Linked DNA regions of Homo sapiens: region 2 is linked to region 1. Evidence: chromatin contacts called from ENCODE Hi-C or POLR2A ChIA-PET data. All regions are on one chromosome and are shown on one strand. The core of a region is the stretch at or near the end of the contact, and the rest is flanking DNA. Distances in the headings are between cores, read along the strand shown. Region 1 has its middle 9.3 kb from the start of PSAP. Region 2 has its middle 44 kb from the start of SPOCK2.

Region 1 (4,280 bases), core at 305-2,804:
CTGCTTCCTCATTCATGGCAGACATCACCAATAGACCTTGCCTCCTGAAGCCTTGTCAACTCGGTACTCCTCTGCTTTCAAAGTTGGCTCTTGGGTTAACATATTTGCTGTCTGTCTCAGATGGGGTTGCCTGGGAACCACAGTCTAAGGCTGAGATGAGCAGGCAGGAGTTTATTGGGGTATGTTCTCAGGATCACACCTGTGAGGCCGTGAGGGCAGCAAGATAGGGGAAACCAAACTGCGACAAGGTTGTTACATTGGCCTCAGCCCATACCGCGCTGCAGGGACGGTGCTGCAGAACGGCTGTCAACTGGGGTAAGGGGTGTGGGCCTTTAAAGCCCAAGATAATATGTCCCAGGGGAGGGAGTGTAAGCTTGGGTGAGGGGCTCCGTTGGCTGAGGGGAATTCCTGGAGATGGCACAATTGTGAGCCCTCAGCAGACGAGCCCATGGTGGAGAGACAGTGGGTGGCTTGGTCCTGAAAGAAGAAGCTATATAGTGAATTCCACCACCATACTCTGCTTGCTCTCAGTCATCCTTCTACTTCTCTGACCATTTCTTTTGCTTTTTTTTTTTTTAAGATGGAGTTTTGCTCTTGTTGCCCAGGTTGGAGTGCAGTGGCACGATCTCGGCTCACCGCAACCTCCACCTTCCAGGTTCAAGCGATTCTCCTGCCTCAGCCTCCTGAGGAGCTGGGATTACAGGCATGCACCACCACACCCAGCTAATTTTGTATTTTTAGTAGAGAGGGTGTTTCTCCATGTTGGTCAAGCTGGTCTCGAACTCCTGACCTCAGGTGATCCACCTGCCTCAGCCCCTCAAAGTGCTGGGATTACAGGCGTGAGCCACTGCGCCAGGCCGCCATTTCTTTATAGCAAGCTTGTCCAACCCACGGCCTGCAGGTCACATGCAGCCCAGGACGGCTTTGAATGCAGCCCAACACACATTTATAAACTTTCTTAAAACATTATGAGATTTTTTGTGTGTGATTTTTTTTAAGCTCATCAGTTATCATTAATGTTAGTGTATTCTATATGTTGCCCAAGACAATTTTTCTTCTTCCAGTATGGCTCAGGGAAGCCACAGAATGGACACCCCTGCTTTACGGAACACAAGGCCTTGGTCCTAGCCCAGCTTTGCAATCTCTGTTCTCTCAAACTTCCGACCTTGCCCTCCATCCCATGGTTCCACCTACTCTGCCCACATTCTCTAAGATTGTCTAAATAAGCTATGCAGCTCCACATTTATGTGCCTTATAAATACCCCCATCCCCTACCTCGAATTCTATTCCCTGCCTCTTTCTCTGGTAAACTCTTATTCATCCTTCAAAATCCATTTAAGGCCAGGCACGGTGGATCATGCCTGTAATCCCAGCGCTTTGGAAGGCCAAGTCAGGTGGATGACTTGAGATCAGGAGTTCAAGACCAGCCTGGCCAACATGGTGAAACCCCGTCTCTACTAAAAATACAAAAAATTAGCTGGGCGTGGTGTCACGCGCCTGTAATCCCAGCTGCTTAGAAGGCTGAGGCGGGAGAATCGCTTGAACCTGGTGGGGGCGGGGAGGGGAGGTGGTATGGAGGTTGAGCTGAGATCATGCCACTATACTCCAGCCTGAGCGACAGAGTGAGACTCTATATCAGAAAAAGAAAAAAAAAAAAAAAAAAAAAACAGATACTGCCAGAGGGAAACCTTTGCTATTTGCTATGCTTTAGGAATTGGTGGACACTTCCTCCTCACTGCTCCCTCTGGGATCTGTTCACATCTCAACAGCATTTCTTATTTTGTCCTGTTATTTTTTTAGCAATACATTTATTGAGTGCCTGGTATATACCAGGCACTGTACCAAGGGCTGAAGACAGAGAAATGAAGCACGCAGGCTGAGTGGAAAGGCCACACAAGAGGCTCGTTGTTATGTCCCCACTCCGGGGAAGCCAGATTGCTGGCCGGGCCCACAGCTCCATCAGGGCTCCTTGTACACACGTCCCATTCGGCACCCTGAGGCCCTGTCACCCGCTGGGCTGTGGGTGATCAGATTCCCAGTCAGTCTATTCTGAGAGCCGATCAGTGCATGGGATGCGGCCTGGCCCCACAGCTCTGTCCCCAGATGTTATTCCTATTGGACAGGCGGCCCCCATCAGCTGCTCTCTTGGGGAGAGCAGGAGCTGCCAAGAAGGCCTTGCATGAGCTGGTGAGTCAGCAGCAGCAGGGCAGTGGGGCAGGCCGGGAGCTGCTGAGTCACTGTAGCAGTCTGCAAGTTGGTGAGGTCAGAGCCCCTAGAGAATCTGATGAAAGCTGGGAACACTCTGCCAGAAAAATGCTCAGACACATTTTGCACTGACTTCAGGAGGCTCTCAGGCCTCAGCCACCCATCTGTGGATGTCAGAAGGAGAACCTTAGTAAACCCAAAGAGGGGAAGTGACTTAACTGCTCACAACACCAATAAATAATAGAACTGAGATCAGAGCCAGTTCTCCTGAGTCACAGTCCTGTCAATTTATCAGATTATGTCCCTGTGCCAGGCATCTATCAAAGCCTCCCTTTATTTCAAGGCCCAGCTGCATTTCACCTCCTGGGAAGCCCCCCTGCTTCCTCTAGCCTCAGGCACCTTTCTCCTTCTCTAAATTTCAGATGATTTGCTGCTAGAGCCCTTACTCTTGGGTGAACTTGGAGGGTGAAAAGAACAAAGACTAGATTAGATCAGTTGTTTCTGAGCCTGAAAAGGAAAGCAAGAACTGGGCTGTAATCAAACTGACCATGTTAGCATATCTTAAAACCAAAGCTTCTTAGCTGGGCGTGGTGGTGTGGGCCTATAGTCCCAGCTACAGGAGGCTTAGGTGGGAGGATTGCTTGAGCTATGATTGACCCACTGCACGCCAGCCTGGGCAACAGAGCAAGACACTGTCTCAATAATAATACTAATAATAATAACTGGCATTAATTAGTTGCCTGTTAATATACCTGACTGTCAACTGATCACTCTATATACATAATCTCTCTTTTTTTTTTTTTTTTTTTGAGATGGAATCTTGCTCTGTTGCCCAGGCTGGAGTGTGGCGGCTCGATCTCAGCTCACTGCAATCTTTGCTGCCCAGGTTCAAGCAATTCACCTTCCTCAACCTCCTGAATAGCTGGGATTACAGGCGTGCACCACCATGCCCAGCTAATTTTTGTATTTTTAGTAGAGACGAGGTTTCATCATGTTGGCCGGGCTGGTCTCAAGTTCCTGACCTCAAGTGATCTGCCCGCCTTGGCCTCCCAAAGTGCTGGGATTACAGGCATGAGTCACCATGCCTGGTCAATATATACATGATCTCTATTATTTATTTATTTATTTGAGATGGAGTTTTGCTCTTGTTGCCCAGGCTGGAGTGCAATGGCACAATCTCGGCTCACTACAAACTCCACCTCCCGGATTCAAGCGATTCTCCTGCCTCAGCCTCCCAAGTAGCTGGGATTACAGGCATGTGCCACCACTCCCGGCTAATTTTGTATTTTTAGTAGAGAGGGGATTTCTCCATGTTGGTCAGGCTGGTCTCGAACTCCTGACCTCAAGTGATCCACCCGCCTCGGCCTCCCAAAGTGCTGGGATTACAGATGTGAGGCACCAAGCCTGGCTACTTATTTATTTTATTTTAAAATAAATATAGCATCTCACTATGTTGCCCAGGCCGGTCTCAAAATGGTCTCAAACTCCTGGCCTCAGGTGATCCTCTTGCCTTGGCCTCCCAAAGCACTGAGATTGCAGTTATGAGCCACTACACCTAGCCAATCTCCAATCTATTCTTTCTTTCTTTCTTTTATTTCTTTCTTTTTTTTTTTTTGGCAGTCTCACTCTGTTGCCCAGGCTGGAGCGCAGTGGTGTGATCACGGCTCACTGCAGCCTCAACCTCCTAGACTCAAGCAATTCACCCACCTCAGCCTCCCAAGTAGCAGGGACCACAGGCACATGCCACCATGCCTAGCTAATTTTTGTATTTTTAGTAGAGACAGAGTTTCACCATGTTGGCCAGGCTGGTCTTGAACTCCTGACCTTGTGATCCACCCGCCTTGGCCTCCCAAAGTGCTGGGATGAGCCACCGTGCCTGGCCAAGCCTCCAATTTTTAAATCAAAGGTTTGATTACTCCCATTTTACAGATGGGGAAACCAAGTCTCAGAGAGGCCGACTTGCCTAGGATGTCCCTGGTCCTGATAGAACCAGGATTCAAGCCCAAGATCATTTGGGGTCTGAAGTCTATGCAATGTTGTCTCCATTGAGAATCAGAATTGCCCAAGGGAAGCAG
Region 2 (3,920 bases), core at 874-3,373, 180 kb after region 1:
GCCCCAGCAGCTGGGACATCAGAGTTCAGCCACCCACAACCCATGAGTGTCCCCTGCATCCCGAGTCTGCTCCTGTCCCCAGCAACAAGCAAAACAAAGATGGAAGGAGCCCCCTCAGTGTCAGAGACCCCTCACCGTGAGGGTTCAGCTCTGACCCCCACTAGGGCGTGCAGAAGCAATGCCCAATCAGGAACAAGACCAGCACTTTAAATTAGACAGGACTCATTCAGAAAACTATGTCAGCAGAAAAACAGAGAATCTTCTCAAGATATCTCCAAGGGGTAGAAATTGGGGCATTTGGCTTTCCCCAGCTGATAGCAGTGTTTGGGTGGAAAGTAACATGCCTTCATATTCAGGTCAAACTGGTACAGATTCCTCAGCAGTTCCCAATGAACTCTACGGGGAATGCAAAGAATGTTCTAATGAGGAAGGGGTCAGGAGGCCTGGGCTCTGGTTCTCTGTTGCCAATTTGCTGTGTGATTGGGATGAGTCCTTAGCCCTCTCTGGGCCTCAGTTTCCTTGGCTGAACAGTAAGGAAGCTGTTTGGGGTGAGCTCTGGCAGGCAGGAGCCTACTGTCCTCACTCTCCTGCAGGGCTGGCAGGGAAGGGAGAGAGATAGGCTGGGTGAGAAAGGGTCTCTGGGGAAAGGAGGAGAAGAGGGGCTTTCCTGGGGCTGATAGAGGCAGGGGAGCATCCGTGCAGAGGTGACACGGGGCGCCGAGGGGGAGGTTCCGCTGTGGTTAGGAGCTGAGTTCAGAACTCACACTTGGGTTTGGATCCTGGCTGTGCTGTCTACTTGCTGGGTGACTTTGGGCAAGCAGCTTAACCTCTCTGGGTCTGTTTTCTTATCTGCAATATAGATGAAACGGCCATCCCTATCTCACGAGGGTGCTCTAATTAGATGAGGCAGGGCCTATGAAAGGCAAAGGTGGTCAGGATGATTGAGGGCAATGGCGCTTTGCGAGCTGATACTACCTTACAACAACCCTGAAAGGTGACACTGTCAATCCTTGAGCCCTGAAGAAATGGACAATCAGTGCAAGAAAGTGTCACCCAGCAAGAAAGTGAACAGGACCAAGCTCCCCTACTCCACGAGGGTTCCCCAGAGGCATGTACAATGGAAATTGACAACAGGAAAATCAGCAGCCCAGTCACCATTTGAAAAGAAGCTCATGGCCCGATGCAGTGGCTCACGCCAGTAATCCCAGCACTTTGGGGGCCAAGGCAGGTGAATCACCTGAGGTCAGGAGTTTGAGATCAGACTGGCCAATATGGTGAAACCCCATCTCTACTAAAAATACAAAAATTAGCTGGGCATGGTGACAGGTGCCTGTAATCCCAGCTACTCAGGAGGCCGAGGCAGGATAATCGCTTGAACCTGGGAGGTGGAGGTTGCAGTGAGCCAAGATCTTGCCACTGCACTCCAGCTTGGGCAACAGAGCGAGACTCTGTCTCAAAAAAAAAAAAAAGAAAAGAAAAAAAGAAAGAAAAGAAAGAAAGAAAAATGATGAAAGAACCACCCCCCACAAAAAAATGAAAGGGAGACAGACAGGAAAGAAAGGAGGGCAAGAAGGAAGGAAGGAGGGAGGAAGGAAGGAAGTGCAGACAAGCCCCTGACCCATAGCACTGCACACAGCCTCTTCCCAAATGCCCTGGTGCAACCATGCCAGGACGGCCTGGAGCAGCACCTGCTGGCCACTTCCCTGGCCGCACGGTGCTGGCATCCTCCCTGCAGTCCAGCAGCCGTCCTCCACTGGCCATAAAGGCCCCTTTCTCTGGTGGCTGTTTGTGTTGGGCCCTACCCACCTCCACGGGCAGCCTCCAGACACTGCTGGCAGGCACGAGGACACAGTCCCTGCCCGCTGCTGAAGGGCCGCCTTTGTGGACACATGAACCAGCCGGCTGGTGCACCCTGGCCCTTGGAAGCCAGCTGCTTCCCCCTCCTGCTCATCCAGGAGGTAAACAGGACCGACAGCCAGCCTCTGCCACGTTCCCAGCCCCCTCCCCACCCAGCTCTGCGAGGTCCTGAATCCAGGAATGAACACACAGCCCCTGTTCTTCCTCAACCCACAACATAAGTCACTGCTTCTCTGGCCAGGCAGCATGTATCACAGGCACCACTGACGCGTGCTGCCTGGAAACAGGGCCCAGTCCTGCTTCCGCAGGCCTCCTGGAGCTGTGGGTGAGGCAGGACCGGGATCCGCCTGGGGCCACAGCTAGGGACAGTTCCAAGGTGTATTTCTCATTTTTAAAACACTGCATGTATTTAAACATGCCCTGCCTTGTTCCAGAGAAGATCTAAAGCAGCTACAAGGACACATCAGATGCAACCAGTGTAAATGAAGACTCGGATGAAATGCTCAGAATGACTTTTTTTTTTTTTTTTAAGAGACAGGGTTTCACTCTGTTGCTCAGGCTGGAGTGCCGTGGTGGGATCCTAGCTCACTGCAGCCTCAAACTCCTGGGCTCAAGCAGTCTCCCTGCCTCAGCCTCCTTAGTAGAGACTATAGGTGCACGCCACCACACCAGGTCGAGATTTTGAGTATAGTTTAAAACAGAGGAACATCAGAAGCCATGTAAATGTTCAATGATAGGGAATTGATTAAATAAATTACAATATAGCCACACAATTCAATTCATAATATTTATTATGCAGTGATTAATACTGAAGTTATAGGTATAGAACCTAATTAATTTACTACTTATGTATTTATAGAACCTAATGGCAAGTTTGTATGTATAGGCCTAAGAGGATTTTTCCTCAAAGGGAGCTAGAAGTCTCATGACCTTCTTGAAATGACTATGGCCTCCAAGAAGTCAAGAGTCACAGTATAAACTCTATGTATTGTAAAATCCCACTTTTACGTATGTGTGTAGTCTGGGAGGCTGTACCACAAACTTCAAAGTGTCCTTATCTCTGAGTATTAGAATTGTGTATTTTTTCATCATTCTTCTACCAGCGTGATCTATGCCCTTATCATGGTAAGCCACAACTGTGGCCATACATCTTCAAGCAACCAAAGCAAAACCAAAAATGTGGTCAGTTACTATTTCCCAGTGTTCATAGGAGAAAATAAGTGACTGCTTTTGGCATTAAAGAGGGTAGAGAGTTCTCTGGAGAGGCAGGGCAACTGGGAAGGAGGCTGGCTCATAGAGTGTGAGGACAGGGTGCAGGGAAGCCTCGATGAGGGGCTGAGGCATCTGCAAATATCAGACAATCCATCTGTCCAGGGGAACACCTGGCAGCCTCCCTCGGCTGGCCCCATTCAGGAAAGGGGCTGACTCATTTCTTCAAAATAGGATAGAGTGAGATGGGGTCAGACACTCGCTGTTCGCTTCTTCATAAGAAGGACAGGTAGCAACATCGCAAAGAGTCAGCCAAGAGTTGTCGACTGTCTGGCACAAGTAGAAGAATATTTGGAGGTTACTGAAATCAGAATATACAGAAAGCTGTTCACTCCACCCAAGCCTAGGAGGGCTTTTCCACCAACCTCAGAGGAAAATCTACAGAACATATTCAAAAGTGTTCCAAATATCTATTGCTGAGTCACAAATCACCCCAGAACTTAGTGAACTAAAGTTCACAACAGCAATCCTTTTATTATCTCTCATAGTTTCTGAGGTCCAGGAAATCAGGATGGGCTCAGTTGGGTGGTTCTGGCTCAGGAAGGATCTCATAAAGTTGTAGTCAGATGGAGGCTGGTGTTGGAATGGCTCAAGACTGGAACAGCTAGGGATGGCCGAGTGTCTCTCTTCATATAGTCTCAGGGCCTCTCCATGTGGTCTCTTCATGTGTGACAGCTTGTGCTTCCTAACAGCATGGCAGCTTCAGGATGGCTAGTCTACTTATATGGCAGCTCGGGCCTCCAAGCCCAAGTATTCTAACTGACCAAGCAGAAGCTGCATCACATACTATAGGC

The links. A loop is a pair of places that touch in the nucleus more often than their neighbours do. ChIA-PET counts read pairs that join two places held with the same protein, here RNA polymerase II (POLR2A). Pooled maps may share reads with other maps.
Region 2: POLR2A ChIA-PET joins it to region 1 with 18 read pairs in BJ. The contact joins two enhancer-like sites. A Hi-C loop is called at or near these places in 9 of 50 pooled maps. POLR2A ChIA-PET finds 5 or more read pairs at or near these places in 4 of 52 experiments (BJ, H1, HEK293 and 1 more).

The regions. Positions count from the first base shown.
Region 1 is chr10:71,858,394-71,862,673 of GRCh38, forward strand. No RefSeq gene overlaps it. Among named protein-coding and RNA genes, the nearest start is that of PSAP, 9.3 kb to the left of the region's middle. RefSeq lists a silencer at 1,462-1,696, cis regulatory regions at 1,845-2,864, 2,188-2,198, 2,228-2,238 and enhancers at 2,121-2,265, 2,161-2,305, 2,308-2,407. Within about 2 kb of position 1,555, at least 34 of the 41 ENCODE cell types and tissues checked have a DNase peak (open chromatin) inside an H3K27ac peak, as active enhancers do.
Region 2 is chr10:72,042,813-72,046,732 of GRCh38, forward strand. No RefSeq gene overlaps it. Among named protein-coding and RNA genes, the nearest start is that of SPOCK2, 44 kb to the right of the region's middle. Within about 2 kb of position 2,124, at least 14 of the 41 ENCODE cell types and tissues checked have a DNase peak (open chromatin) inside an H3K27ac peak, as active enhancers do.